Regions from separate parts of the Mus musculus genome. Here region 2 is linked to region 1. Evidence: chromatin loops called from intact Hi-C (ENCODE). Cell type or tissue: left cerebral cortex. All regions are shown on one strand. Links, peaks and the distances in the headings refer to the core of each region. The heading gives the core; the rest is flanking DNA. Region 1 holds the start of Gm25335 (a small nuclear RNA gene). Region 2 overlaps Phtf2 (putative homeodomain transcription factor 2).

Evidence for each region. Peaks named below come from ENCODE experiments on the same cell type or tissue, not always from the same donor. Only the 100,000 strongest peaks of a DNase experiment are listed, where the experiment ranks them.
Region 2: it touches region 1 in a loop (2.6-fold over the local background); 12 of 42 quality-filtered maps call a loop at or near these places.

The regions. Positions count from the first base shown.
Region 1 is chr5:19,509,744-19,526,042 of GRCm38, reverse strand. All of the region lies in intron 1 of Magi2 (membrane associated guanylate kinase, WW and PDZ domain containing 2), which reads right to left. Gm25335 (a small nuclear RNA gene) reads left to right here and starts at 10,536; the gene lies at 10,536-10,638. In left cerebral cortex, for the core only: a CTCF peak has its summit at 3,740; DNase peaks (open chromatin) are centred at 3,709 and 7,494.
Region 2 is chr5:20,752,015-20,768,313 of GRCm38, reverse strand. Phtf2 (putative homeodomain transcription factor 2) reads left to right here. Exons shown (of 18, transcript NM_172992.3): 15 at 2,401-2,556; 16 at 4,005-4,100; 17 at 6,525-6,650; 18 at 7,239-9,650. The coding sequence ends at 7,259. Among named protein-coding and RNA genes, the nearest start is that of Gm52806, 17 kb to the left of the region's middle. In left cerebral cortex, for the core only: no CTCF peak of the experiment used is centred there; DNase peaks (open chromatin) are centred at 7,300, 8,317 and 9,306.

The DNA of each region.
Region 1 (16,299 bases), core at 2,933-10,932:
CTCCTTTGCCATGCACGTTCACCATGATAGAGTGTGCTGCTACAGGCCTATGCAATTGTCAATATGTCACATACAGCAACCTTGAAAACTGAGTACCAAAGCCAAGCTCCCACTTCTGAAATTATGTTTGTTAGGCATTTGTTACAGTACTGGAAAATTGAATAATGCACATTGAATGTGAACATTTACAATGATGTGCAATGATGGTCTTGTCATGTAAAATCTTAAAATATAGATCTAAAATCTTAATGCAATTTTATATGGAAATCAGCATGTATGGAGCAGAACTTATGATTCATATTTATTCTTTGAAAAATTTGCACATGTATACAATGTACAATGTATATGATGGTACTTGATCATATTTACCCATCAAACTCCCAAATGCAATTCCACTAGAACCTCCATACCCCAGCTCTTTCCCAAATCCATGTCTTCCTTATTAAGGGCAGTTAGTGTTGTTCATATGTTCATAGGACTGGGGTTATCTGTCCACCATGGGTAGGCAACTCAACAGTTACCCCATCTAAAGAAAAGTGACTGTCACTGTAATAGAAACTATCTAACTGTGAAGTGCAACCTCAGTTGGCTATAGAGCCTCAGGATTTCCTTTACAGTCCATGCTGCAGTTTTAAACTCATTTCATCTTACACAGATCTTATGTAGGCAACCACAGCTATTGTAGTTCATATATATTATGTAGAGAGGACATCATTTCATAGCATTTGTCCCATTTTATTGCCCTTACATTCTTTCCATCTCCCCCCGCCCCTTGTCCTTGATGTGGTTGGGAAAGCTGTTGTAAGATGTCCCATCCATGACTGAGCATGCAGAGTCCATTATTTTTAGCATATTGAACAACAATATGTCTCTGCATTAACCAACACAAGAAGTGTCTTTGACCAATGTTGCATGCAACATAAATCTATGGATATAAATATAAATATGTAGAAGAGTATTTAACAACATGAACTTTTAGGAGACCAATATTAATAGGTTCTCTTCTCAGGTATAGAACTTACAACCATGAGTTTTGACTATTTTTTATAGTAATTAATATGAATTCTTCTCTATGGAACAGACCTCAAACCTAATCAAGTCAGATCAGTCTTCTAGCAGTTCAGGGCCAGTGTTGGATAAGACCATTCATGTCTTTTCTCCTCTAGCTACCTGAAGAGTATACATTCTTGCATACAAAATATGGCCAACATGGGTCACTTACTTCCTCATAAATACAAGACTGATTTTTTTTTTGTCCTGCAGCCAAAGTTTGTGGTAGTCTTTTGCAATAGTCTTATCATTTAGTTATGGGGGAAACCAAAGCCATGATAGTAGTATTATTTCATATCAAGTAAAGGTACATATATAAATGTCTATGTATGTCATATGTATTTTAGATTATAATATAGATATGCTTCTTTACTACAAGCTATAATAAAACATTGAATTTCAGTGAATTATATGTGGTTAAGGTAATGAGTTAACTGTATTCTACCTTTCTGGTGAACAAGATGACACAGTAAACTGTTTCAAAAATTAAAAAAAAAAATCACTTTAGCAAACTTGCATGCATATGCCAGCTTTGAAAGTATAGTTGAAGTTTTGAAAGGTTAATCACAAAGAACAGGTATTGCTTACTTGAATTCTCACCACTCAGGTCTATAGTTTAGAAACTGTTAAAGAATGAAGGAACCTGGCAAACAGGGATATGCCAGTGCAACACAGTATCCTCAACCATGAGAGGCAAGAACCTTAATGCACAGACAGGACTTACATACCAATTTTAAATGTACTGATTCTATAACTATAGATCAATCCTTGCAGAGCAGAGACATGGAATTGGATTGAAGTGTTTACATTCACAACAAAACAACAGACAACAATGAAGTCATCTTTTTCTTATCAAATTTTGTAAGAGATGATGATAGAGATAGAAATGTTATTGGCGGTGATGTAAATTGATATGTATCATTTGATTCTCTTGTTCAGCAATGTGTCCAGGATCTAAAATGTTATTTTTTTGACCCAGTTATTCCATTTTATACAATTTCTCCAAACAGGAATCGTTTGAAATATGCACCCTAGTTCAGCTATTCTTATTATTTCTTATAATGATGCTAATTATATGCTCTGCACGCTCTTAAGTAGAGCAACCTGCAGTAAATGCATGTTGTCATTTGAATACATTTTAATGGAAGAGGAAAAAAAAACTCAGTCTAAAACCAAAATAAGCTAAATCAAGACTTTCTACTTTTAAGTAGGGAAAGATGATTGGAAGAAAGTCAGAAAACAGTGATTTTTCTTAGACATGGCAGAGAGTGTGGTTAATTTAAGTTTTCGTCTTTATATTTCTCCATTTGTCCACATCCTTTCAATAAGTGAATAATCTTTCTCTAACACAACAGCTCCATTTACTTTGAAACCATCTCAACTCCCTGCTGCCCTTCTGATCCTGCCATACTGTGGTTCTCCTAAAGGAGGAGATTAGGATGGCTTCAAATTCACACATTCCTTTGTTTTCCTTATCTAAATTGGGTCTCTGAAAAATGAAAGCCTGGAGGTGTTGTAAACTGTTCATTTAAGTACAATTAAGCAATCCCCCACTCAAGTCTCTTTTGTGTTTGGCTGTTTTTTCTTTATGTAAACCTAGGAGGTAGAATTCATCTCTAGTGTTTTCATTCATCTCCTGCCTCACCTACTGAGAACCAGAATTTGCAGGAGCTATCAAATCTGCTAAGACAATAGCTTCCTATTAAACACGAATTAATAAGTTAATCCTGTAGAAGATAACAAATCTTGCAACATAACTGCAAATGTTATCATCCCTTCAGCTTCAGCATAAGGAGTGCTGACTACTTTATATCACAAATGAATGTAATGGACACAAAGGAGTTGCAGTCCAACATCCCTTTAAAGAACTGGGGTGTTAGCAAAGACTGTAATCTTGCCCAGGGTCTCACCTGGTCTTGAAACAGCCCATACCAAGTGATAGACTCAGATGGGAAAAAATAAAGTCTTTCTCTTTGCAGGCTGATGTAGGAGAGCACCCTGAAAGGCCACCTTTTGGGGTTGGGTCTGCACAGCAATTAGAGCTTTCCTTCTGATGTGGCATTGGCTCATACCTTCTTTTCTACAAATCTTGACCTTGGAGACCATTGGAAATAAATCTCATGCCAGGTAAACACAGAGAACAAACCTAACGTGAAACACTGAATCGGTAATCTAGATACAGGTGAGCTGGTGGTCTAATTAATTTTTTAATGTCATAAGTAATGAATAAAAATGTAGAATTAGAGATAGTTATAATAATGGGAAACACCCAAATCATTACCTTAAAGCATTATAGGCTCTGTAACTACGTTATTGGTTATCATTATTAAAGGCCATTAATTTATACAATTGTATAATATACTGTAGTCCATATCCATGAGAATTTGAATATAATTAAACTTGAAATATTTTTGTGAGAATCTATTCTAAACAGAAACACCTTTTTTTTTTTTTTTTTTTTTTTTTCTGTTGCAAGCTCTTTAAGAATTTCACCATTAGTGATCTGAGGCAAGCAGCTGACTCTGGCCCTTGCTCTGATCCTCCTGTGGCAAACAAGACCATGCAAGGTTAGCAAACTGAACCTTGACACTGACACTTCTCACAGTGTTTAAAGTGTTGTAGAAACAGCAGTTAAGAACTGCTAAATCAACCTGCTGGTCTTTGAACTGAAGCTCTTTGCTGCCCTCTGTAGACAAGTCAATGTGAAAATGGCAAGGTCCTTAACACAGAAACCATTAATTTTATTCAGTTATGATACATTTGTTCTGAAATATTTAACTAAACAATGGACCAAACAGAGGATCTCTTAGTCAACAAGGACTTAGAAATTCTTTTCTGAGATCTTAATTTTATCACGTTAATAAATTCCCATATTTTAAAATCATTGCACCAAAATAAGCTACATATTTGAATACACTGGGAATGTAAAAATATAGCAAACACATATGTGCACACGTGTGTGACCTGAAGAATCAGCAGTTTTAATTTTTTGAGTTTTTAATTATTGTATGTATTTTAACCATGTTTCCAGAGTAAAATACTCTAGACATTAATATGGACAGAACATTTTGTAATAAAATGAAGAAAATCTAGGAAACAAATCAGAAATAAACAAATGGTATGCCAAGTGTGATATCACAGGTGCTTATTACTTGTAATACTTAGAGGAATGCATATCAAACCACCATAAAATACAATCTCACCCTAATCCAAATGGCTGTTATTAAAAAGAACAAACAACAATAATGTCCATAACATTTTGAAGAGTGAACAACTGCTTCACACTGCTGATGGGAATGTACACTAGGAAAGCTTTAAGGTAATCAGCTAAAAACATAACTGCTAGCTGATAAAAAAAAAAAAAGTCCCCATCACCGAGCATTTATATAGAGAAGGGAATCAGGATGCCAGAGAAATAGCTCCGTCTCTGCATTTATTGTAGCAGAATTCACAAAAGCAATGAGATGGAAACAATGTAAATGTTCATCAATTAGTGAATACTTAAGGAAAAGATCTTCCATCTACTGCAATGCAAAACTACTGAGCCATAAAACAAATGGAATCTTTCCTTTGCAGCAGCATGGGTGCAAGGTGGAAGACGTCACCTTAAGTGAGACAAGTAAGAGGCCAGAAGTCACGAATGCTGTGGCTCTGACCAGGTGTGGAAGGCTATGTAAGTTGGTAAGAAGATGCAGTGTAGAAAAGTGGTGATCAGACACTGAGAAAGGAGAAAAGGTAAGTGAACACACAGATTTTGTTTATGATGGATATTAGCTAGGTGACGGATGGTATATATCAGAATAATATATTTATCTGTTTTTAATGATGCTTCATTTTAAATATCAAATACCCAAAAACATAGTTTGTAGGAACTTAATTGCAAAGACATAAATATTTGAAGTGATAGACTTGTCATGATCCTGATGTGATCACTACATAGAGCATGCTTGTATTGTACTGTAACCCGTAAATATTAATAGCCATGTGTCAAATCAAATGTAAAAATCTTCAAGAGTCTTATAACTTATAGAAGAAATATTCTGTGACTAAAAACAAAAGCTAGTGGTCATAGTCTCACTTAAGAGTCTTCCTTGCCTTTGATAAGATGCTCATGTCTGCTTCCTTGTTGCCATCTAGGAAAAGAATAACTCCATATTGCAATTGAGAAATCTCTGTGGACCCTGCAAAGCTATAGGTATGGTGGGAAGGATGGAGGAATCATAATATAATAATGGCAGCTAAGAGCTGAGTGCTTACCCTGTGCAATCCATGGTACACATACTTCACGTAAGTTACCATTCGATCTTGCTAAACATTGCAAGCTCTTTGAATTTGTCAATCTTGCCATTTTGTTGAGAATGGCATTCTCTGAAATTTGATCAGAATGTATCTATTTCTACAAGTAAGGAAGGTCTACATTTTATTTTAAAGAGAAAAAGCTTGTCTATATCTCATACTAGTTATCTCAGTGAGATGATTTTATTCTTAGGCAAGTTGCCTGCACTTTAAACTTATTGTGTCTGTTTTTTTAAAGAACATGTGACCAGGAACATTTCCCAGGAGAGAATTAATTGGTAATTATTTCTCCCAAATATGAGAGTGCCTTCTATTACTTTGTCAAAATGATGTTACACCACTTTGCAAAAAATTGATTCCTGAAAGTCTTTTATTCTTGACTTTCATTAATGCTACTAAGTCTCTCTGTTCTTTTTTTCCTTTTTAAATTTATTTATTTATTTATTTATTTATTTATTTATTTATTTATTTATTATCTGTAAGTACACTATAGCTGTCTTCAGACACTCCAGAAGAGGGCGTCAGATCTTATTACAGATGGTTGTGAGCCACCATGTGGTTGCTGAGATTTGAACTCAGGACCTTTAGAAGAGCAGTCTGCACTCTTAACAGCTGAGCCATCTCACCAGCCCCTCTCTGTTCTAAATACAATTCTTTTTTAGATATGTATTGGTTAAAGGGAACTCACTTGGTCTCAACTTTATGTGCTGATTTATTCTGAGATGCGACACTTAGTAAATACTCATTTTCAGTTAGTGAAAGCAGATGAGTGATGCTGATGGGATAGAAAGTTAAGCTAAACAGACAGAAGAGCCACATAGGTATCAGAGATTTCCAATTGTTTTGGTCAATGAAAATTGGAAAATAGGTTTTGCTGAATGTGAAAAATACAAAACATCTAAATGAAGATAGATTTGGTATGCTTAAAAGAAGACTATTTCATAATGTTGTCAAATCTCACACAGTATCACTGACACCATTCTTTGCTAAAATCATCATCTAACTGCAAATCTTTTGGATGTGTTACATTTAAGTGATCACAGACTTATTCTGATCCCTGCTCTCCTCTACACCCACCGTCAGCAAAGACAGAGTTCATTCCCTCTCTGTGTGGTTTAGGTCCAGGGTATCATTTAGGGACAGATTTGCAATACTGTTTGATCTTTTCCTCTGCCCAATCTTTTATTCTATTCTGAAAATATTAAACCACAGAAGCAAGCGAAAGCACCTTCATAGTGTGACAGAAATGTCCAGAAAGTTAATCACTTTGTAAAGTGTTAAATATCAAGCAGTTCATATGCACGTATTTTAAACATTTGTTTTTTAAACTTTTGTGTGGAAGAAGATATACTTGAATATTTGTGCCTGATCAAAGTTAACTTAAAGGAAGCAACGTGGAGGGGGAAACTTTGATTTAGTTTATATTAAGGTTGAAATTTATAATAAGCTAGCTAGTTTGTTGGTAAATCTTAAAGGGTTTATGCATAGAAATATATGTATACATGTTTTGCAGAAAGAAATCCGTGAGTCCTGAGTGGCTACCTTTTCTCCCTTCCTGAGTCAGGACACTGTCTTATTTGGACCCTTGATGTCTACTTCTCCACAGAGTGTTATCTTAGTATCTGTAGCTATTAGGACACAGGCATCTCCTCAGTACTTGGTGATGGCCTAATTGTTTAGTTTTATGGAGTTTCATTAGTTTACTCCTTGATCAGTGAGTACTAGAATTATTTTCTCAGGAAAGTCTCTCTATGTGATTTCATTTAAGTATTTGGTAAAAATTTAAATATTTTGCCAAATGTCTAAATGAAATTAAGAGATAGAGATTTCAAAAGACTATGCATATTTTGAAAATCTCAGTCAGAATCCCACCTAGGGAGTAGAGACACCCAAAATCTGGATACTGGAGATTCTGATTGTCAGGGGCACATTAATGGTTAATGGCTTTCCCATTCAGGAAATTTCCCTGCCTCCCAGGATAGCTTTTCCTATGGATCAGCCTCTGGCCAACATCTGTGTGAGGAAGGATCTAAAAGGTCCAAGCCTGTGTTTTCTACCGAGACAACTGTTGGCTGTGCAGGGCGCAGGCTTCATTATATGTTTCAGAATTTTGGGGCAGATTCATCTCTACTCTCAGTTCTGCTTGTGTGGGCAGCTCCCTGCCATTCTCAGTTCCCTATGGCTGTTTTCCAAGAGCACATTCCCTAACATTTCTAGAGGACGTGCTCTCTCTCATATTAAAGCTTCAGAGTGGGCCATTTACATCCAGGTGATTAAATAGATTTAGTCTGAAGTAAGCAAGACTGAGGTTGACCTGATTACAGAGTTGGTGATTTTAGTCAGCATTTTAAACGTGTTGATATTTTGATCTTATTTTTGAAAACACATGTGTTATTTTGTTATTTTAGTTTAGTCTTTCATTGTGTGTTACTGAGGATTAATTTATTCAATGAAACTCAGCATTCTAGTGAACAGGTAAACCATGACTGGTACTATCATGTAACAATAATAGTCACAAAGTCCAAAAGGCTTACATTACACACACACACACACACACACACACACACACACACACACACACACAGAGGGATGACAAATTTCTTTGTGTGTTCTTGTCAAACAATGTATACACATTTCTTATGTCTTGGCACTTTTTATGGTTTTAGGGATTGAACCTGGGACCTTTTGCATACTAGCCAAGCACTCTGCCACTGAGCCATACTTCCAGCCCTCCACATTTTAAAAATTGTGATTCTAAGCATATTTTCTTTTTTTTTTTATTAGATATCTTCTTTATATACATTTCAAATGCCATCCCAAAAGTTCCCTATACCCTCACTCCACCCTGCTCCCCTACCCACCCACTCCTGCTTCTTGGCCCTGGCATTCCCCTGTATTGGAGCATATAAAGCTTGAAATACCAAGGGGCCTCTCTTCCCAGTGACTAAGCTTATTTTCAAAGCATATATTTTTAGAATATTTTTCCCACTCTGCAGTAGCATTTTAATTTTCTTAAGAATGCTTTCAAAGGAGTCTCACATTATTTCTAAAAACAAACAAACAAACAAACAAAAGAGAACAAACAAGAAAACTAAAATATTTTACCTGCCTGATTTCTGTAGCACTATTCAAGGTACAGGCAAGATAGAAGAAATTCCTGTGATTGCTGAAGGATGAGTTAATACATAAGTTGGCATGTAAAGACACTCTAGCACTACCTATACCTTTAAAAGAAGGGTTATTTTGTGTTTTGTAACAAGAGGGATAACCTTGGAGCACAGAATCTTATGCTAAGTAAGCCAGGTGCAACAGAACATTTAGTTGTAGAATATAAAGAAGGTAAACACCCCCAAGGAGAGAGAGAGGGGACAGTGTTTACCAGAGATAGGAGGTGAGAGAAGGGGAAACAGAAAGACACAAGCTAAAGAGCACCAGGGTTCAGTAAGCAGGGATAAGTCCACAACCTCTATTACCCAGGAGGTAACCACAGTTAATAACAATGAACTGTGCATTCCAAAACTGGCAAAAGAATATATTTAGTTTCAGATTGGAAAAGCTTACCTGAGGTGATAGACATGCTAGTTAGCTTGATATAAATATTTTCAATATATGCATAGGATGAAAGCATCACATTATACCCTGTGGAATTTATGGAGTGAATATTTTGTCACTTAATTTAAAATTTAAAAGTATCTAAAACGTTGACTTAGATTTTTCATTATGCTAACTACACAGCTATCTACTGTCACTGAGAGTAAGCATAAAAACATACAAAATAACTCTGACTTTTGGTGAAATGACCTCTAAGAGACAAACAACACAACTTATTTGTCTCACACGAGTTTATTCCAATGGTCATAAAACAAAAGATGTTTTATTTTTAGTCTTTCACAAACTGAAGTGAACATTAACCACATGTTGACTACACTTTTGTTAAGATACTTTTGCTACAGCTGAGGTGACAGATCAGGTGGCCTTTGTTCTTTCTTTCCTTTGTCGTTGTGTTTTTGCTTTATCTTTCAACAGAAGTGAAACTTGATCTGATATATGTTGGAGACCCAAGTGAAAATTCAAAATATCTTATCCCAGATACATATCATGTTTGAAAAGTAAAAAACATGGTAATAAAGTTAATAGAATCTATCAAGAAAGAATATAGCCATGATGAAGAGACAATATTTAGAGGCCTGGCAGCTCATGAAAGGAGAATGATCTTGGTTTGTCCAGCCATGCAGATGTTGCTGAATTCAAGTTTGGGCCCAGCCTTGCTGATGAGTAATTAGAAAAAGTCTTACTGTCTCTCTGCTTTTCTGAGTAGAGAATCTTAGAAATTAATTCTGTGGAGGAATGATGAAATCAAAAGATTCTAACATTTCCAGAAGGAGACGGCTTTTTGGATTCCAACAAAGTCCACTGGCTTCCATTCAGATGAATGCAATTTCATATTCCCATTTGAGAATAACTATGAGACAAGATTAGTTTTAAAAGTGTTTATTTTAAAAAATTTCCAACATATTGAAGAGAGTGATTGAAACATGTAGCTGTGCTTTCAACAGGAGATTATGATGGTAGCAAGGGATGCCTGGACCACGGCAGGCCACTGCTGCCAGCACCACCTTCCTTTACAACAGAGTTGGGTACCAAATCTGAGATATTTTTAGCTAACAACAGACTATTATATAGCTAGTACCCAATGATGCTTTCTAAAGGAATCAAATAATTGATAAATGAGTCATTCTCCATTAATCCAATTCATTGAGGCTTCCAGAAACAATAATCTTCCTGTGAGAAAATATGAATATTATATATGGTAAACATGATAATGGAAAATTATTCAGAAAACTCTATCCCATGGAATCACATTCAAGGGTCAAGACCTCAAAGACAATCTAGGCTTCTTTTCTGAATTCTTGCTAAACAAGATAGAATCATGCTAACAGAACCTCTTAAAGGGAGCAAAGAGCAGGGAACACTGCTGTGTGCTCATTGCTGGTGAAATTAAAATGATCAGGGCTGAGTTCCCTGTGAGATCTGCCTGCTTAGAAATCAGTATGCACCTGAAGACACTTTGCATGCATGAGCTGAAAGTCTTGAAAGTATGCCATTCTGTAGAAAGGCTAGATCGAAATCAATGCGATTTAATCTCTTTTGGTCGTGAATATCATGTCTTAAAAAATTCTCTGCAGAGCCTACTTCAGCAGCACATATAAGAAGAGTGGAATGGTGCTGAGAAGGTTAGCATAGCCTCTGTACAAAGATAAAATGAAAATTTGTGAAGTTCCATCTATTGTGGCCACCAGAAGTTCCCAACTCAGGTGGAGAGCCCCCTGCTCAACCACAGGCTACACAGGCCAGAAGACTAGAGAGGAAACAGAAACCAAGGAATAAAATTCCCACCCAAGAAAGTCATACCCAGAAATGGACACCGAGACCAATAATGAGACCGTACTAAGATGTCCAGATGCCAGCGAAGAACAAAACAATAGCGAGGGCAATATATCGCCAACAGAGCCCAGAAATCCAACCATAGCAAGTCTTCAGTATTCCAGAATCACTGGAGCAGCAGAAGACCTTAAAATCAACTCTATGACGCTGATAACATTCAAAAAGAACAAATGAATAAATCTGTTAAAAAAAAAAAATCAAAGAAAGGCCAGGCATGGCGGAACAGGCTTTTAATTCCATCCCTCAGGAGGGAAAAGCAGGCTGATCTCTGGGAGTTCAAGGCCAGTCTGCTCAACAGAGAGATTTCCAGCTCTGCAAGGGCTACACAGAGAAACCCTGTCTCAAACAAACAAACAAAACCCCAAACAAACAACATCAACAACAAAAACCAAAATAAAAAACCAAAAATATCCCAAACAAACAAAAACAAAGAAAGTAAAGCAACAAAAGCAACCCCCACAAAACAACAACAAAAACAAATTTTAAAAGCCCCAAAAAGGAAAGGAAAAACAAAATCTTGAAGGAAATGAATAAAGCTTTCAGAGAAATTTAGAAAAACAAACAGTTGAAAGAAATGACTATAAATATTTAAGACCTGAAAATAGAAATTGTAGTAATAACGATAATACAAACTAAGGGAATTCTGGAGACAGAATATCTAGAGATCTGAACAAGAATTATAGATGCAAGCGTCACCTATGGAATACAAAAGATGAAAGAATCTCAGGCACTGAAGAATATTTGCTATAAGAATAGACACACTGGTCAAAGAAAATGTTAAATCTGAAAATTGCTGACACAAAACATCCAGGACATCTGGGACACTATTAAAAGACCAAGTCTAAGAATAATAGGAAGGAGAATAATCACTGCTCAAAGGCCCAGAAAACATTTACAACAAAATCACAGAAGGCAATTATTCTAACCTAAAGAAAGAGATAGCTATCAAGGTATATGAAGCTTACAGAATACCAGAGATTGGAACAGAAAAGAAAGTCTCCTTAACTCATAATAAGTATATAGAACCAAGAAGGAACATTAAAGCAGCTAGGAGAACAGATGGAGTAACATGTAAAGGTAGACCTATAAGCACTACACTCTGCTTCTCAGCTGAGACTCTAAGAGTCAGAACAACCAGCACAGATGTCCTGCAGACTCTAAGAGAGTGTATGGTATCTATCTGAGTCCACTGACACTGAGAAATAATAAGGACCGAAGACTGTCAATTGCTGTTATGTTGTTGTTGTTTTGATGATGATGGTGGTGGTGGTGTGTTTGTGTGTGTGTGTGTGCATTTCCTGTCTTTTGATTTTCCTGGTATAAGATTATTTAGTACCTTTTTATGTCAATTGATACAGATTCCAGCCCAAACTACAATACACAGAAAACCTTCAATTATTATAGATGGAAAAAAATAAGGTATTACATGATAAAGTCAAATTCGTAGAATATATATCTACAAATCCAGCCAGTAGAAAGAAAGCTCCAACTTAAGAAAACCTACACATGTGAAAACACAGAAAATAATCTCACACCAGCAAAACCAAAAGAAGGGAAACACATACAGCCCCCTGACTTCATGACTGACTCAGTATGCAGAACTTAAGGGTGCAGGCCAGGATTCTGGTCGTACATCATATCATGATGGGAAAAGTGGGAAGGAATAGATCTTAAATATTAAACCATCCTTGCATTTATAAAAGTTAAAAGAAAGAGAAACCCCATTTTATCATTACTATTAATAGACTGCTAGTTTCTCAGATTTCAATCATTAATTAAAATCTTAACATCTGTCATGTCTACCTATCTGTCACCTATAAGAAATGAATTTTGGTATATTCTCCTGAAGAACCACTCCTTGGCAAACCTTAGCGAGTATGGACAACTATTGTGCTGTGAGGTACTGTGGTCCAAAAATGTTAAACTAAGTTATTAAGGCAACAGGTTCACTGGTTCTTATCTCAAGAACTGACTAGGAATGTAGATGTCTATCATAGTTTTAGAAATGCTATTCAGTCCAGTTTTAAAGCATCCATCTTGAACATTAATTAGTTTTAGTAAAGTCCAGGATTTTTAAAAAACCTTTCTGAAAGGTCTTCATTCTCTGCAAAATGCAACTAAAACTTAGCCTTCTGTTATTAGTCTGGTAATAAGGTTTCGATTTAGCTCTTTTTCTGCTTGTGTTTTACGTCCTCTAACCCTTGCTACTCAAGGAAGAACATTTAATTGACATTACTGACATTGTCTGCGAGCTTATTAAAGCAATGGGATTTCAGGCCCCATTCTACATCTACTAAAGCAGAAATCTCCATTTTATTCAAGAGCCCCAATAGATGATATGCATATTACAAGAAGCTAGTCTCTAGGACAGCATGTCATATGACAGCTACCCACTGTTGTCAACCTGAAGTCCAACTATTACAATCTGCCAATTGTATCTCTCACTAACTGTCTGGATATGTAGGCCATTATGAATTTTATTTTTACATTATATTTCAACTAGTTATATACTAATGTAAGAAATTACTGATTTAAAATTAACTTACTGAGATGCTTTATTTAGCTCACAGAATTGATTTGAACACAACTACTTTTCCTAAAGCATATTAACGTAATTTCTACACAAAGAAATTATGTCTTCTTATAAATTGTTTTCTGAGGGCATGTTTGTATGTACTATCTTTATTTTATACTTTGAGGTAATTAGTATAGCAGACTTATTAAGCCTATTTCTAGATATCTTAATACTTTTGAAGGGATAATTCCTGTATGAATTTTGAATGTTCACAACAAAGAAATGCTTGATAAACATCAGTTGAGTGTGTGTGTGTGTGTGTGTGTGTGTGTGTGTGTGTGTGTGTGTGTGTGTGTATGTATGGTCTAGAATGGTGACTAGAAAGAGACAGAAACAGAGCCACCATGCTAGAAGTCCCAGTCCTTATTGAAACAATCATTGTGTTTCAGTAAATACCAATGCATTACAAGAATACATGATTGTGTTTTGAATTTTGTAAGAGGTATGTCTAAAACATACTTGAATTCCATGTGCCAAACCTTTACTTGTGGTGATGATATTTTTGCTATGGGACCTGACCCATATTTTCAAATTAACAGCATAGTGTAATACAGTCAACATTTTAGGCAATTTTAAAGAGTGGGTTATTTGCAATATTAACTCCAATAGTTATGTGACTCAATGAAGTGACTCATCAGCTGGTCCTGAAGAAGGGCTATTCCATTCTCTGTAGATGCCTCCTCTCTGCCAACACTATCCTTAGCATCCTTACTGCTTATCAGGAGAAGCAGCCACAAGCACCCTTTCCATAGTGTCCCATTTAATCATGACCACTCCCCCTGACAATTAAGTCTTACTATATATTCAGTAAGAAATTAATTAAAATGAATTTGCTGTCCATTCCTTGTCCTGAAAATGTGGTATGATATTTAACCATTCTTCCAGACTGTGCCATTCATTGCATTAACAAAGTCTATCCATTTATGGCCTCCACAAATCTTATGTATTTTCAAGTTGGACAAAGAAGCACTGTTCTTGGTTCCTAAACTGTAATGTCCTGTCCTGTCTTTTCTTTTAGAAGGTTGTAAAAATGTGTTATACTTTGTCTCCTGCTGCTAATAGTGTGCCCATCTGTTCTGCAATAAATCAGGTGTTTTAGTGTCCCCTGCTTACAGACAAAGATGCCACCAGATTCCATAATATGGACTGAAACAGAATGACACAAATATTGAACTACACAGAATTGTTGTCTCACCTTTTACTAAGGATTTTAATTCAAAGTCTCTGGGACATAAACAAGTTTTAATAGGGACAGCATCAATGCAGCACACATCGGATGTCTTTAAGCCCTAGTACTAAAATGTTCACAAAGTATTGGTGTTTTCTACAAACAACAAAGCTCATCACTTTCTAAGCAGTTGTTTCAATGAAAAGCAACAGTAATCAGTGGCCTCAAACTAAAGATTCTATGTTTATATCAAAGCTTGACTGTATTGATTAATTTTAATCTGTGGTTAATTGTTTTAAATTTTTCATTCGTTTACTTTTTTTCTCCCTGAGAGCGACCTTGTAAGGATTATTGTGCTTGTACATTTCCAGGTATTGGAGAATGCTTACAAAGGTGAGATAGAAAAATCTACCTCTGCCCTCATAGAGTAGGAGGGACAGTGGAAACACATCTAAGGTAGGGTTTCCTTGTAAAACACAACCTATTGCAGGTGATTATGGCAGGATGTGGGTGGACTTCCAATGCATGCATTTCCCTAGAGACTCAGTCCCAGGAAGGCTTTATTTAAATGTTCTGGTAAAAACACCTTGAGTTATTAATTGTGTTTTTGAATTTATGGTTTGTAATTTTAAATGACGTGGGGCAATGCACCATGGGCATAAGATGAGAAGAAAAGTCTCACGTGGGTATGCGTAAGCTCTCTTGTGCTACCCCACTGACATATAGTGATGCCTCATGAAAACACAACTTTAGTAATCCCAAGGAGTGTGGGAGTTTAGCAGGAGCAAGTATAGTATAGCATAGCATAGTATATAGTATATATAGTGTATTGTATATAGTATAGTGTATTGCATATAGTGTATAGTGTGTGGTACATGGTATATAGTATATAGTACATTACAGTATAGGTATAGTATAAGTATAGATAACTTAACTACTATCACTATGCCAGAGTAAGTAGGAAAGTGCATGGTCCAGACAAGTTATATTTTCTATATGAAACAAATGTGTTTAAAAGAAGAAAGAATAATGACACCCAAGGGAACCTGGCCATCCCAGTAACCTTCTCATCGACTTTGTCGGTCACAAAAGCTCCCTTCGGGAGCCAGCCAGTCACTTTTGCTTTTTATAAGAAAAGGAAGAATGAAATCCAGAGCTGTTTTTCCCTTTGGATTTCAGTCACTGTAGCAAAGCAAAGATAAAGACTGTTGGAAGACGAATGTGCATGAAGAACTGCTGGAAGATGCATGTGTATAAAACTCCATTGTTCTGAAAAAAATAAAAGTCATAGAGGATTCATACACCACATTCCAAGCTGTAATTGTAGTGATTCTACATATGTGTCAAATGTTCCTATGTATGCAATTAAAGCTGACAGTATATAAAGGAAAGATGAATGGGAAAGGAAAGATGATCTGTCTTTAGAATTAGTATTATTATTGTTGATTTGTTACTCAGGGTGGCATTAAATAACATGTAAAGACAGTCTGCAATGTTAAGAACACAGAGCTTGTGTGTAATCCTCTTTGAGATCCCTACCCTCATCCTGCTTTTTAAAAAACAGCTGCCACATTTTTTTTTCATGGAAAAAAATTATACAGTTGCGCTTGGTTATGTTGTTATATTAGAGGTTTATCATTTGTGTATAGACTATATTTTCTAATATACAAACATCTTGGGGTTTGCATTTCAATAAAATGGGACTGTATCCTTATTCTGAAGATATAACTAGTTTGCTTTCTTTTCTCTTCCTTTCTTTACTTCC
Region 2 (16,299 bases), core at 4,621-12,620, 1.2 Mb before region 1:
TGGGTGGTTTTTTGTTTGTTATTTGTTTTGTTTGTGTTTTTTATTGGATATTTTATTTACATTTCAAATGTTACCCCCTTTCCTGGTTTCCCCTCTGGAAAGCCCCTGTCCCATCCCCCCTCCCCCTGCTTCTATGAGTGTTCTCCCCCTCCTGTCCACCCACTCTTGCCTCACCAACCCTAGCATTCCCCTACACTGGGGCATCGAGCCTTCACAGGACCAAGGGCCTCTCCTCCCATTGATGCCACACAAGGCCATCCTCTGCTACATGTGCAGCTGGAGCCATGGGTCCCTCCTTGTGAACTCTTTGGTTGGTGGTTTACTCCCTGGGAGCTCTGGGAGGTCTGGTTGGTTGATATTGTTGTTCTTCCTACAGTGTTGCAAACCCCTTCGGCTCCTTCAGCCCTTCCACTAACTCCTCCATTGAGGTCCCCATGCTCAATCTGATGGTTGGCTGCAAGCATCCACATCTGTATTTGTCAGGCTCTGGCAGAGCCTCTCAGGAGACAGCTATATCAGGCCCCTATCAGCAAGCGCTTTTTGGCATCCACAATAGTGTCTGGGTTTGGTGTCTGCAGATAGGTTGGACCCCCAGGTGGGGCAGTTTCTGGATGGCCTTTCCTTCAGTCTCTGCTCCACACTTTGTCCCTGTATTTCCTTCAGACAGGAACAATTCTGGGTTAAAAATTTGGAGATGGGTGGGTGACACCCCCCCCCCCCCCCACACACACACACACCTTTTCTGTTTGTTTAAGTTTGGTAAGCTTTTTGGAGTTGATAAGGAAGCACAGAGGCAAGAACAGTCCAGAGCTTTGAGGGACAAGTTACCTGACAAGAGATTAGAATTACTTCTAAGATACAGGAAGACTATGCCATTAATAGAGAAGTGGAATGTCCAATGGATGAAGTAGAGTTCTGCAAATCCATGCAAGATACATGATATAGCGTTGTCATGTATCAAGGCTTATGGGATAGGGAAGTGAAACGATACAGAAGTAAACGAAAGTATTTCATCCTTGAGAATAAATTCTAGATAGAAAAAAGATTGAAATATAAGCAACAATTTTAAGTTCAGTCACAAATAAAAAGTCTGGGCTGCAGAGGGCACCATCCGTGACAAAACAGGATCTGGGAAAACCCTGGCCAACCATGTTGACATCAGTGGGAATGTTACAAGTCTATCTTCACAAGGCAGTAAGAAAAGCATCCTAACCGGGAAAAGTTATAAAATATAAAAAGATATCTCAGAGAGAAACACAGTGGCTACCAGGAGTGTGGAGCATTCTTTTCTTCCCCCAAGTTCAGGGCAAGTTAAGATGAAGGTAATGAGCGTGTAGGGTACATGTTATACCCACAGGGTGGCAAATGTTAAAGACTTGGGTGGGTATAAACAAAACTGAGTGCAGACAGAATTGGAGACATGGCTGAGTATACAGTGATTCCACTGTGTGGAGATAAATAAGTTCCATCCAACAAAGTTGAGGAAGTGCTACCTATGAGCTAGTAGTCGTTTCCTACAGATTAGTACCTAAAGGAAGCCTTGCATATGTGGACAAGGATACACAGAGCTGCTGATAAAGACACTGACAACTTGAATGGTACTTTTTGGAGCAGACCAAATTAATTATACGTGTTAAAATGAACTAATTTAAATTTGAATGCTTCAGTATTGGTAAGTCTTAGAAACAAGGTTCAGTGGAATAAAAAGAAGCAGGAACTGGCAGTGTGGCCTAGTGGGCAGGGGTTCCCAAACCAACATGGTGGATGGAGGGAGCTGAGTCCTGGTCATTACACATGCATGCACTGTGACATGTGTACATGGCTCCTTCCCTCCCTCTGGGAGAATTAACAAATGAATATGAGAAAGAAAGTAATTTGGATATGATGTTGGGTACTGTGATAGCACTGACTGTCCAGATATAGATAAAATAACATATTTAAAGATGACTGTTGAAGGTTGATGACCTGGCACCATGACAGAGTGGCAGAACTTCGTAGCCTACAGAAAGCTCTGGGTGTGCTGTGTCCTCAGTACTAGGAAAGGAGAAATAAAACCACAGGATGAATAAAATTTTCTAAATTATTAAGAGCCTGAATGGAAAAGATTAAACACAAAATTTACCTTGGGGTAGAGTGGAGGGTTAGTTCAGAAATCAAGGACAAAAATATCTCAAGGTTTTAACTGAATTTGAAATTTTTTTTAATATCTGAAGTACATACTGTAAAATTAAGATTCAACAAAACTTATAGAACCCATAGCTGTTGGTTATATTAGTCTTCATACTTCTGATGTGCATAAATATTTCATGATAAATTTGTTTTTAAAACAGCACTACATTTGAAATAAACTAAACTGCGCACACTGCTGCTTCACCCAGTGTTTCTCTGCCTCCCTCCCAGCTGCTCCACGTGCACGAGATCTTCCTTGACTGTCACTATAACTGGGAGCTGGTGATCTGGTGCATCTCCTTAACGCTGTTCCTCCTGAGGTTCGTTACTCTTGGATCAGAAACCAGCAAGAAATACAGCAATACCTCAATCCTACTTACGGAACAGGTGGGTTCACCGTCAGTCAGTCTCCAGTCTGGGGGACAGCTTGCCAGCTGTGGGCTCTCCTTCTGCCATGTGTATTTTGGGATACAACTCAGGTCACCAGCCTTGGCATGAACATATTTCCCCATTTAGCCATCTGACAGCCCATGTATATACTATCTTGAAACAGTTTTGCTTATCTTATATTTTTCAGGAGCATGGTTTTTATTTGATTATGGTCATTTGTGCTATGAAGCTAAACTTAAATTTTGATAGTACACAGCCATTTTTCAGTGTTTCTGCCTGATCAGATTTCAAATGTAATCTGCTGTTCTTATGTTCTATTTTCATTTGGCAGGAAGGAAGTAGTATTATAAAAATGATAGATTTTAAAACATTAGTGGGACACGATGGCTTTGCAGTGTAACAACCACATTAGAATACGTTTAAATTTTTATTCAACAGAATAAAGCATAGTAATTTTGATAATTGATTTTATTTTATATGAGTTTGCTAAATATTTCCTCTTGCAATTTCATAAGACTTGTACAAAAGAAATGTTTGCTAATGAGCCTGTTGGAATGTTTTAGTTAGGGAGAGCTTGTATTTTAAATAGTCAGTATTCTTGATTAGGTGAAGAGGAGAGTGACCACTAGAGATAATCATCTCTGACATCACTGGGTCTCTTGCAGACAGACAGACAGATGACCACCTCCCTCAAATTGATTGTGAGGCTGATGCTTCTCAGCCTGCCTTCTGCACCTCCTGTCCAGTTTGCCCTGTATCTCACTACCCCGTGTTGGTTTACATGTGGTTTGGGTTTGCTTCATATGACTTCTGCCCTTGACATTAGAAGCTGTCCAGTTCATAGCACCTAGAACTTCTGTACATTGTTAGTCCCACCAGTCCATATGTTGACTGTTGGTTTGGTTGGAGTTGTGGTGTATCAGATGGGTAAGGATAGTGTGATAGAGGCTTGGAGTTAGAGCCTTTTCACAGACAGGGACTGAACTGGGCAGGTACTCCAAAAGTATCTATTAGGGAGTAGATAAGAAAGGTATGTAAATATTTTTTATCACTTTCATAATAAAAAAATCATGGGCCAATTTGGTGAGTTTATTCTGTTGCTATTCATTCTCTAAATTGATCTGGCCCTGAGAATACAATGTTTACCTTTTTAAGTTTTAAGTTCTCTTATTGTAAAATAAGTTTATTTTAAGATTTGGGATGTATAATAATGGTTAAATATTATAATCATTTATAACATTAACTCAGAGATCCACTATTAATATTTTGCTCACCGTCTTTCAGATCTTTTTAAGAATGTGCATTTGAGATCTGGGGATATAACTCATTGGTAAAATGATTGTGTAGCATTCATGAGGCCCTGAGTTTAGTCCCCAACATTGTAAAAGAGAAATATATGTTGCCATCTTAAATGATTTTGCCTATGGGGCTTTTTTATATAAAAGATAAACCTCTACTTGAAAATGGAGAAGAAACCTAACAAAAAGGAGGAGCTGACCCTTGTGAATAATGTGTTAAAGCTGGCTACGAAACTGCTGAAGGTGAGACCTGTGGAGGGTGCGCTGCCCTGCCTGCCCTGCCTGTGCACGGTGTGCTGCGCTGCACTACACTGCCATGAACCCTATTCTCTGTCTGCCTTCTGCCTGCCTAAGTGGCTTCCAAATGACATTCGAGCACATGTGCACAGGTTTTTTGTTTGTTTTGTTGTCATTGCTTAAGTAGCCCAAATAATTGATTTGAAAAGTATGTGAAAACTTTTACTATACTATAGATATGGATTCGTGTGTGTGTGTGTGTGTGTGTGTGTGTTTAATCTATTTCATCTAGAATATTAGGAACCATTTCACAAAAGAAGGCTAGACATTAACTCAGAAGTTCTTTTTATTTTATGTTTCATAAAGCAGTCTTCTGTGTGACCCATGTTAGCTTAAAAATCAATAATAAAACTAAACCTTATTTTTAAAGGAAGAAAATCAGTGATAGACATAGATATATATACAGGTCATCAGTATTTAATTTGAAAATTATTTTTGATAAATTAAAGACTATAGTCTTGTGTTTGATGTCATAATATCCTTGGGATTGAGTTTTTTTATTATTATTAATTTTGTAACAGGATCTTAACTTTGTAGCTCTGATTTGCTCAGTATTAACTGTGTTTCCCAAGGTGACTTCAAACTTGTGGCAACGTCCTGCCTCAGCCTCCCGAGTGCTGGGGTAGAGTATGCCACCATGCCTTGCTCTTGGGATAATGAAATGGGACTTTTCGCCATTGCTTTATGGTATTGCTTTTTTTGTTGTTGTTGTTAAAACAAAAATATATTTAAGAATCTCAATTTCTATAACTAATAGAGCATACTACTTAAGAGTTTTAAATTTTTAGAGAATGGTATGAAATTAGTTGTGACCCAGTAATAGGGTTATTCCACTGTCAACTAAAATATTGATTGGTTGTAGACTGTACCTCACAGGAAATTGGACATCAAAAAGGTTCAGAGGAGGCAAGAAAGGGATAATTATTAATTGCTTTCTTTTAAAAGTTTTTCTTTCAAAAGTCTTATTACAACAGGTGTTAGAGAAGAGAAAGAACACAGACACATCTTTCCCCTATTTTTTTTTTCCAAAAAGATGCCATGAGTTGATGGTTTTCTGTTTGCTTAATCTTTTGTATTGGGTATCTTCAGGTATTGGTCTGGCTGACAGCAGGAACTATTAAACTGTAAAGCAGAGACAGTCACAATGCTTGATCTGCTTCGGTCCAATCCAGAGCTTGGCGTTAATGTGACTTGGACTCTCCCTCTCACTTTCCACGGCCCAGAAACTCACAAGGCCATGATTCCAAGGCCATGTACTCTGTAGCCCACCCCCTTTCCCTGTTAGTACTGGCCTCCATGAGACCCCGTCTCTTCCTTGAGAATCTGGCACACAGAACTTCTTGCTTCTGGAGTTACTGCTCTTTATCTTCCAGCCCAGAGACCCTTTTCCACTTAACACTGCCATGCTGTACCCGCTCAAGATCTTCTAGTGTCAGTTTATTGTCAAGTCTGCCTAAGGGAAAGCCAGTTCTCAGTCAGTGTACTGCTTTGTGTTTGGGCTCTTCCAGGGCTCAGCAGGGGGTAGCACCTTTGCTCTGGCTCTCAGGAGTGCCTTTCTTTCTTTCTTTTTTTTTTTTTTTTTCTTTTTTTTTTTTTTTTTTTTGTTGTTTGTTTTTTTGAAACAGGGTTTCTCTGTATAGCCCTGGCTGTCCTGGAACTCACTTTGTAGACAAGGCTGGCCTCGAACTCAGAAATCCGCCTGTCTCTGCCTCCTGAGTGCTGGGATTAAAGGCGTGCTCCACCACCACCAGGCAGGAGTGCCTTTCTTAAGCCCCGCCTTTGTAAGCCTTGGCCACTGGTCTCTGGTAAAGGATCAGATTGTTTTATTAGTTGCATGTTTATTAAACTATATAAAGCCTTTCAGTTCTAGGACTGAATTTTGTCTTCCCAGAGCCAGCATGGTGCCTGACATATAATAGACCTTTTAATATTTGAATCATCCAATCAATTACCAAATTGTATATTTGAAGATAATTAAATAAGTTTTTATTCAAATATTAATATTATCAGAAGACTTGGCTAATGATACTAGTAATTCTACAAGAGTAGTATTCTCTTTTAGATTCTACTCCAGCTCTTATCTCTAAACATATTCTCTAATTTCCTATAGCTAGTTGGTCAGCACTACACATTCATCATAACAAGAATTGGAGCTATAGATTTATAAAATTATTTTAAAGGAAGTCACTTTTCTTAAAAAATAAAACCACTATTAAAATTTACTTATCTCAAGCTTGGATAATATCATTCTTTCTTAAAATATCCATAATTTATAACATTTGGATAGTGATTTCTAACTCTCTTGAATATTGAGGATTTCACTGGAAATTCTTGTAGGACCTAAGGCTAACGTTTCGTCTCTTCTGCTAGGAATTGGACAGTCCCTTTAGGTTGTATGGACTTACAATGAATCCGCTGCTGTATAACATCACCCAGGTTGTCATCCTTTCGGCTGTTTCCGGTGTCATCAGTGACTTGCTTGGATTTAATTTAAAGGTAACAGCATGCAAGTTTTGTTTTGTTTTATTTTCTTTAATCCTGTCACTCTTTTGAGATTTCACATGCATAATAGGGTCATTTTGGCAAGTTTGTATACAGTTAGTAACAACTTCAGGGACATATAAAGATGTCATGGATTCTCATAGTAGTAGAACTTGTAATGTGGAATACAATCATTATATGTAAGGTGTGTGTGTGTGTGTGTGTGTATTCATATTCTAGGGTGAGTAAGAGGAACCATTTTTTTTCCTTATTAATTGAAACTAATTCTCATGATTCAGCAATGAAGAAAAGCCATATTCTCTTGTTGGCCAAAAATGTATTATTATATAGTAGTGGATACGTACTTCGGTACATGAACAAATAAATGTTAGTAGGAAGTATAAATAGTGTATTAAACAAGTAGTAGATGTATGTTGACATTTCTCAGGAAAAGCAAAGGAGAAATCCAACTTTGATCACTATACTTCAGATGAGTTATTAACCACGGAAGGATAATGGAGTTGCATGGCCTGCAAGTGGAGTGTAGGGATAACTGTAGTAAGCGCCATGTCAATAACAATCTTGACTTGTAATTCTTTATAGCTGTGGAAGATCAAATCGTGACAGTTGAGAGAAATGGAGGTGTAGCCGGGATGCCAGAGCACGAGCGCTGATGGAGCTGGCTGGAAGCAGTGGGTGGCTCTGCTCCAGGAGTCTACTGGGAAAGAAGTGTTTACATCAGAATGTATTGTGCAATTCTTATATTTATTTTACTTGTCCACTGGTTTTGTTTTGTTTTGTGTGTGTGTGTGTGTGTATGTTTGTTTTCTTTCTTTTTTTCCTTTTAAACATTTAGTTTGTTTTAAGCATTGAAGTTTTTCATTGTTGAAAGGGTGGCAGAGCGGATCCAGATACCTGAGATCCTGGTAATTGTTGACGTAATTGACAAGCAGATTGTGAAAACAGAAGCCATTGCTAAGCACTGTTTCTTCATTAATGCCGTGAACTTGCCTTACTTGAGGAATACGTCTTTAACTCTGAAATAGTGCGTTGTCTCAGCTAAACACATGTCCTCTGGTAAACCAGGGTCCGCTCAGGATCGCTCTTGAAATACTTCAGAACAGTACTGGGATCTAGACTGACTAAGCTGCAGTTGAAGCACCCTTCAGTATTAATAGATGGTGTTGTATAACAGGTCAACAAGTGCTCTTTGATAATAAAACTCTTAATGGAGCAATAATTGTAAATGGTTACCATACTGTAAAATATTTTGATAAAAATTAATTAGTAATAAATGTATTTATTTAAAACACTGAGCTGTTTGCACAGCTCCAACTGTGCATGCTCAAAATGTGCACTTTTTAAAATGGTTTCTTTTGGTGTATATCTCTATGTGGATATGTTACAGTGTACTAGGGCATAATATGGTATCCTTTTGAGTGAGGTCTATCCTCATCTCACAAGTGAAGTGCCTATTGTTATTACTAAATAAAGTGCGTTACGTTTACTCAAAAGAATTTCCCATGGTACACTATAGCGTATGCTGTTCCTACCACACTTAAATAAAGCTTAAGAATAAAGTTGTCTGATTGCTAGTTATAAAATTTCCAAATTTTCCAGAAGGACAGCTCCAGCCTACCAGTTCTAGCTTCCAGATTTAATCTGGTGCACCCCTCCCCTGGCTCCATTACATAAGGGCTATTTTTAGATGCTTTTAACGTGGAAAGCTAGCTGCTCTCCCCTTCAGTAACTTGTCCGTGTCCGGTGGGAGCTTATCATGTTTCCCTTTGGCAAATAGGGCAGATATGATAGTCCCTACATCGGGCCTTGATTCTAAGTTGTTACCTTTGTACAATCAGTAGTGTTTTAAGAATTACATGAAACAATGTTTTTGTGATTGTCTTGTTTAAGCCAACCATTTGGTTTTTAAAACAAAGAAATTATTTGAAACAATCTAGGATTTTCTTGGTGCAAAGTCATATTGAATATATTCATATTTTTAGCATATTTTAAGGTCTTTAAAATAATTAATTGTAAATAATTTATTTGATTGGTGCAGTTCTAATTCGCAAATCACTCTTAAAATCAGGATGTGTAGAGACCAGAGCCATGTGTTAAATGTTGCCCTTCCCATTCCTCTGAGCAACCTCAGCTAAGCCTCACTGGAGAGTGCTCTCTGTATAGGAAACGGCAGACAGCATTGTGTTCCGTCTGCCTGCGCTCTAATATGTCCAATAATGACCAAAGTGCATTCTGGGTATTTTTCGAGGAATGTATTACTGGAGCTTTAAGAACATACTTAGTTTCTCATGTGAAGAATTAGGCTTTGTCTGATATGTTCCTTCCTATATTGTCTAATTTGAGGTTGTTTTTAGGCACTATATTTTATAAACTTTTTCAAAATAAGGTACATACCTATACAGAACTTACCATTTTGCACAGAGTATATCAAATATATTTTGAGAATAAAAAAGTACAGCATGAGTTCTGTTAGGAATAAAGTGAGATTGTTGTATCTTAAAAAACTTATTTCAGATTGGAGGTATTTTTGAGAAAAGTAGCTGAGTATACTGACTTAGGAAAATGCTTGCTTTAGGTTGCAGCTGTGTTTAACGTAGAGTTGGGGTGGATTGTACAGTATCGGCCGTGCCGTTAACGTGGGCAGCAGTAGAGTTCTAGGAGGAAAATGTGCTAAGCAGCTTCATAGTTCACAGAGCCATTTCAGAGTAGTAAGTGACATCCCTGCCTTTAAGTATACCATGAATGTAAGAAGTAGAAGTTGTAACATATCACATCATAGAGAAAAAGCAACCCAGAGGTAGAATTATGGCAAATGCTGTGTGCTGTTTCTTTGCCGTGTGTTTTTAAAAGTTTGAACAGCAAGTTTAAAATAAAACATTATAAGACTGACTTGTGTGTGTTTTTTTAAGTGTGGGTTGGTTTTTGTGCTTACTGTAATATAAGCTGTACTTACTGCCCTTTAGACAAGGACGGTGAAAATAAAGTTTTAACTGTACCTCAGCACTTCATAGTTTGTTTAAGTCCTGATAACATGATAGGCTAACTCTGTGTACACCAGGAAGCTTGGACCTGGGGACACTTGTATTGGAATGTAAAAAATGACTGTGGCCTGGGATGCTGAAGTTCAGTAGCGGGACTAATGGGAAAATTGATGCTGGCTAGCTGGAGCTAAGGAATTAGCGGTGATTAAGAAGAGACCAGCAGGCTGGTGAGATGGCTCAGCAGGTAAGAGGACTGACTGTGCTTTCAAAGGTCCTGAGTTCAAATCCCAGCAACCACATGGTGGCTCACAAACCACCCGGCCAACAGAGGGAGCGGAGGTTCTAAATTCAATTCCCAACAACAAATGAAGGTTCACAACCATCTGTACAGCTACAGTGTGTGCTCATATACATAAATAAATAAATCTTTAAAAAAAAAAAGAAGAAGAAGAGACCAGCATCACTGAGGTGAAATCTTCTGGAAATTGTTTTCTGGGAGCACAAAGAAGCTGTGTTCCAGAGATACCCAAGGTTGTACCTCATGCTGCGGCTGGACTTGGTAATGTGTAAGAGTCACTCAGGTGGTACTGCTTGTGAAGGAATGAAGGGATCATGGAGAGAAGCTGAGGCTTAGCACTGTGAGAGGCCAGGGAAGGCCATTGGAGAAGATTGAAGCCTCAGCTGTAGTTGATGGCCCAGGACTGAAGGGGTCATGTAAAGGATTTGAGGCTTGGCGCCCTGAAGAGAGCCTATGAGAGAGGCTATTGGTGAAGCCTAGTTGGAGTGGAACACCCCAGTGTATTGGAGATGTGATATTTTTAAAAACACAGTTTTGCCACATGAATCATGCTGAGAGATTATAGCCAACAAGGTAAACATTCCCAATGGACACAGGTGGCGCTCAGATTAATCAGGGACCATCAAGTCTACTTTACCTTTTTTTTTTAAGATTTATTTATTTACTTATTTATTATATTTGAGTACACTATCACTGACTTCAGACACTCCAGAAGAAGGTGTCAGATCTCATTACAGATGGTTGTGAGCCACCATGTGGTTGCTAGGAATTGAACTCAGGACCTTCAGAAGGGCAGTCAGCGCTCTTAACCACTGAGCCATCTCTCCAGCTCTTCAAGTCTACTTTCAAACTTACCTTACTTAGAGCTAGTCCTCAAGACAGGGTTTCTCTGTGTAGCCCTGACTATCCTGGAACTCACTTTGTAGATCAGGCTAGCCTCAAACTCAGAAATCCACCTGCCTCTGCCTCCCAAGTGCTGGGATTAAAGGCGTGCGCCACCACTGCCCGGCTAGAGCTAGTCCTTTTAAGGACTCGTCTCTGAGACCAGGATTAGCCATATGGTTAGCACTTCTGTCATCTACTCTGTTATATTCCCACCTTTCTTCTGCCACCCCACAAAGACTTAGCACAAATGCCCACTGCGTTGTTGTGCACACTCCACCCCTTCATTGTAGTACTTACTTTCTGGGGAAGCTAGGAGGCCATTCTGAGTGTTTCTACTGCTTTCATATCGCCCTCAACATAACAGCCCCATATCGGACACCAAGCAAGAGTGTCACTAACCCAATCTAACACTATACCCACAGTAGCATGGGACTCCATAGATTGGAGGCCCAGCCCAGGCTCCAGGGTTCCTGTCACTTCAGAGCCAAGCCAAGCTCAGTAGTAGGATATCTGCTTGAGAAACAGGGCTTCTGGGACTAGAGCTCAACCATTAAAGACTAGGCTCACAACCAAAAATATAAGAGAAGCAGGGCTCTGGCCATGCTTTTCTTTGGTGTACTTAGTTTGTTTAAGCAGTTTCTAAAACCCAGGCAGAGTTTTCCAAAAAGCATATTAGGAAGAGTGAAGACGAGGGAAGTGCATTGGTAATAAAAGGCCCGCTCTGAGGTACACCCACCTTCTAGGACCCTCCTCCTCTTTGGAAGCCCATGCAATTCTGAATTCTGCAGTTAGAAACTCTATGGGAACTTCATCACGTGATCACATCCGTGTGGTGTGTTAACTCCCTTTCTGGCCCCTTATCTCTGTAGACTGGGAAATGGGATTGAAAGCTTCTGTATAATTGTGGGAGTAGATGATGGGTTGAGTCAAAAGCTCTTACACACTGCCTCATATAAAGGCCTCATTAGACCAACAAGATAGGTTAGACCACAGGCCACAAAGATAGGTTACACCTGTCCACAGGTGGGCAGGTAATGACAAAACCCATACGGTCCATGCTCCCATTGCAGATGTCATCCGTGGTGGCATCTTGACTAACCACAGCACTTAACCATAGGAAAATATTCTGGAAGAACAAAGAAACTGCCTATCTGAATTCCTAGTGAGCACGTGTATAAACTTAACTTCAGCAGACCTTGCTGTGTGCCCTTCTGAGAACAACATTGCCTCCTGGTCTTGGACTCTCACTTTGGGCTTTCTGGTTTAATGTTAACCATATAACGGGTTTCATTGTGGCATTTTCAAATATACTTTAGTTCATTCCCCTCTTCACAGCCCCCGCCCCCTGCCCAAGCTTGAATGTTCTCAACTGTCGTCTATAGATGGGAAAACTTGACTTTGGAGGCTATTAGAAGAGGGAGCATTAACAGTCAACAAGGGCAGCTTGATGCCCTTGAGTAGGCCCACCTGAACTTGAAGGTGGTGGTGGCAGATCATCCTGTTCAACCCAGTAGAATCCATAACAATCTCTCAGCACCAACGTACTGACTGCAAGAGGACGGTGATGAATAGGAAGCAGAAGACATGTTCACGCGGGGTCTGCACTTCCAAGGAAGATGAAACCAATACATCTGCAAATAAATTACCAGGTGTAGATCTGAAGGAAAGCACAAACTGGTCACAGCATTCAGAAACCAGTCTGCTTTACCATAAAGCAATTCCCTTAGTCCAAATGTTGGGCATTTTTTGACATTCTAGTAGTGGTTACGGCTGTGTGAATTGACTTCTGGGTCTCCTATGCTGTTCCACCAGCCTCAGTTTACCTTGCGCTAATGTCACGCTGGTTTTGCTACAATGGCTCTGGATTGTAACTTGAAACCAGGTATCAGGACCCCTCAGCATAGTGCTTTTTGCTCAGGATTGCTTTGGCAAAACTAGTGTGACATTAGCGCAAGGTAAACAGACGCTGGTGGAACAGCATAGGAGACCCAGAAGTCAATTCACACAGCCGTAACCACTACGAGAATTTTGTCAAGGATGTGAAAAACATTCACTGGAGAAAAGACATGTGGGCCTCCCTACTCTCGTGCATGGTGGCTGATAGAATCCACACGGGCAGTGGGAACAGAGAGCTGGAACCCGGTCGGAAGTGCTGTGAGTACCTATGTAGTACAGCGAATAAACCACACCAGACCCAGAGTCAGTAGTAGATCAACTTTACATAGGGGGATTGAAGGCTTATAAAGTTTTGGGGGACTGAGGGTAGGAACCTCTAGGATGGACAAAGGTCATTGACTGGGGACTTAGGCTACCTGGAGTGCCTCATTAGCATGGGGGAGCATTTCAGGAACCTCAGGGGCTGGCTGGACAGGTTTTGTCAGGAGAAAGGAAATTGGTGCTATAAACTGAGGCTACATGACATTCCTCAGGTAGAGGCGAGTGTAGGGGCTTAGATTCTGCAGACAAGATCAGAGAAGGAGAAACCTGCTAACGAATGGGAGTCTTCCATAGTGTGCTGAGCCCAGAGGCTATTTGGTCATGGTGGACTTTGACCTTAACAGTTTTCCCACAGACATATAAGCCATATATATGATGTGAAAATAGAAATTATACTGTCTTAGTAGAAGGGGGGATAAAGGGTAAATGTGGCCATATATATCACGTGATATACTTGAATGAAAATGTCTTAATGGAATTTACTTTGTAAATAAGAATGTAAAATTTTAAATGCCAATGAAAATTGCTAAAACAATAGAAAATAAGGCTTTAGGCAGAATCACTTGGATTAACTATTATAGAAAAAAATTTAAATAGAACTCTACATTTTTGTTTAAGCAAGTCCACAACACCCCAAGTGCCTGGCGTGTTTTAGGGTGGGACAAGTTGCAGCCTCTAATAACACAGTTTCTCTAGTAGCACTTCATGTAAGGCGTTGGATTTCTGGGAGGCAGTGTGTGTGTGTGTGTGTGTGTGTGTGTGTGTGTGTGTGTGTGTGGTGAGGGTGGGGCACAAAGTTTCTCTGCCTTTAAAAAGCTGTCCTGATTAAAGAGAACCCGCATGAGGGGCAGGTAATCTAGAGTTGACGTTTTTCCTCCTCACCACGGCCCCTCATCATAGCACATTAGGTTTCACCCCTGACTCATCCCAAGTGAGCTGTTCTTTGTTCATGCTTTGAAACGGAGCCTGGCTGCCCACATGTGGCTCTTCAGTTACAGGTGTTCATAGTTCCTTGAAGCCAGTGTGGCTACCTCCCCACATGCACCCACATTTTACCCTCTGAGCGGGCCGGAACCTGAGTGGATCTCATTAATGGGTCCTTATTTAAAACCCGTCCCATTGATCTACCCAGGTCTAAAGCATGGCTCTCACGATTGTCTCTTAATTGCTTCCAGGCTTGCCTCCTTCTCAACAGAACCCTAAAGCTGGCTGATGGCATTCTGGACAGCTTGCCCTTCATCTTTCACTCTGTGTTCTAGTTCCTAGCAGGTATGAGATTGAAGGCCACCTTCCCTGATAGTGACAACACTTTTGCACTTGGCTATTTAAAGATTGTTTCATTTGACCCTTTGTTAGCAACTTACTTAATCATCTTTAAACTTATTGCAAAGCTCTAGGTCTGCTTGTAATTTAAGCCCACCTCCGTGCTCCCTCTAATGGGATCGAGCATTACAGAGCTAGGGCATAAGACACTGTTTATTTCAGCCCAGATCTGAGTGCTCTAAATCATACAGGGTGGGTATTTAGCAAAGCTGCTCACTGAAGGGAGGATAATAGAAAAACCAAGATGGGATTTTGTAGACTAAGACCTCTTTGTGATGGACGCTAAGCCTGTTTATAAGAATGACCCAGAAACCTTAAAAACACCCACTTTGTCCTTTGAATGGCTCCAGGGACGTGGACCTGATTGGGGTCGTGAGGGAATGAAGAAGTGACAGAAAAGACACACAGGAAGCTGCAATCAGGTATCTGGGCTCTCTGCTGGAAGAACCTCGGCACCATAGAAGCCTGCTTCTTTCATAGAGTTGAACAGAGGCAGGTTAACAAGGAGTGGGGCTTAGGGTGTGCAGCTGAGCCATCTCTGTGGGGAACAGTCTGCAAGGGGTGAATGTCCTGGGGAGGAAAGCTGTGGCAGCCTTTTTCTGCCCACACTGTCAACATTTGAGCTCAGTTCCAAGGAAGGCTTTGCCAGCCCTCCAAGTAGGAGGCTCTAGGCTCCTTGACAGAGCTCTGCCTTTGTCAACAATGCCTTCCTCTGAGTAGCAGTAATCCCCACCCACGGCTATGCTGAAGCAACACGTTTACAATATTTGCCAAAGTTTAAATTAATTCCACCCAAGCCATTTTGTTGTTGTTCTGGAAAACATAGTTTTAATAAAAATATTTATATATGTTTGTAGCTGGTTTTTCTTATCACTATAACTAAATCTTTAAACACTTTTTCAGATTAATTTTAAACATGGTAAATGTTCATTAGAATAGCCCACACAAGCTCTTTGGGTTCCTCTGTAATTTTTGTGGGATCCAGGGTGGGAGAGGAGGGGACAGAGACACAGCTCATTTCTCAAAGTAGTGCCACCTAAGCTTGAGGACCCATGTTCAGGTCCCTGGTAAACAGTCAGATGAGCTAACCCATACCTTTCAGTCTAGGAGGCAGGGACAGACAGATTGGTGGAGCTTTCTAGCCAGCCAATTAGCCAATCACTGAGTGCCCCTGTCTCAAAATAGAAGTGATTAAGGAAGACACCCAGCATCCCTGTTTGGCTTTAATGTACATGCACACACACACAGAGTGGAAAGGTTTCTGAAAACAATTGGTCTCCTGTTGGGCTGCTTGAACTGGAATGGAAGGTTGGGTGATCTTGATGTTGCAAACATCCACAAATACCAAAAGCAAGACTCGTAGCCAGAGAGGAGGACATACAGATACAGCAAAAGCTAAGCATTCGTTGGCTCTCAGGATAAAAAAAGAGTACCACCAAGTCCTAATGTTCCCGCTGCTGTGGGTATTCATGGGGCATAGCTATGACTCCTTGCCTTTGGGATCTTTGAGGTAACACTAAAAATATTTTATTTAGGGAAAAAAAATCAGAGTGAGAAATGAAGGCGCGGTGAGGCTTGGGGGAGATAATCTGGGAGTCTGCAAAGCAGAAGCTGTGTGAAAGTCTGGCTGTGTTTGTGACATGGAAGCTGCTCTACAGGGTTTCATATTAGGTGGCTCAGCAAAAGGACCTTAGCTGTGTCTTGTGTGCTTGTTTTCATTATCCTGGTTGTTTTATTGATGCCAGCATTTGAAGAACTTGGACTTCCTCTTGTCTCAATGTTTAATCTGAGCCGGCGCCCCCTCTGGGATTTAGTTTCTTCACTTTTATAAAATGAGAGTCAGAAAACATCCCAGGCCTTTGCTTCCATGTCAAAGGAACCTCTGCTTTATTAGCAAGTGCTCTCATTGGCTGGAAAGCCAATCTAGGCTGGCACAGGC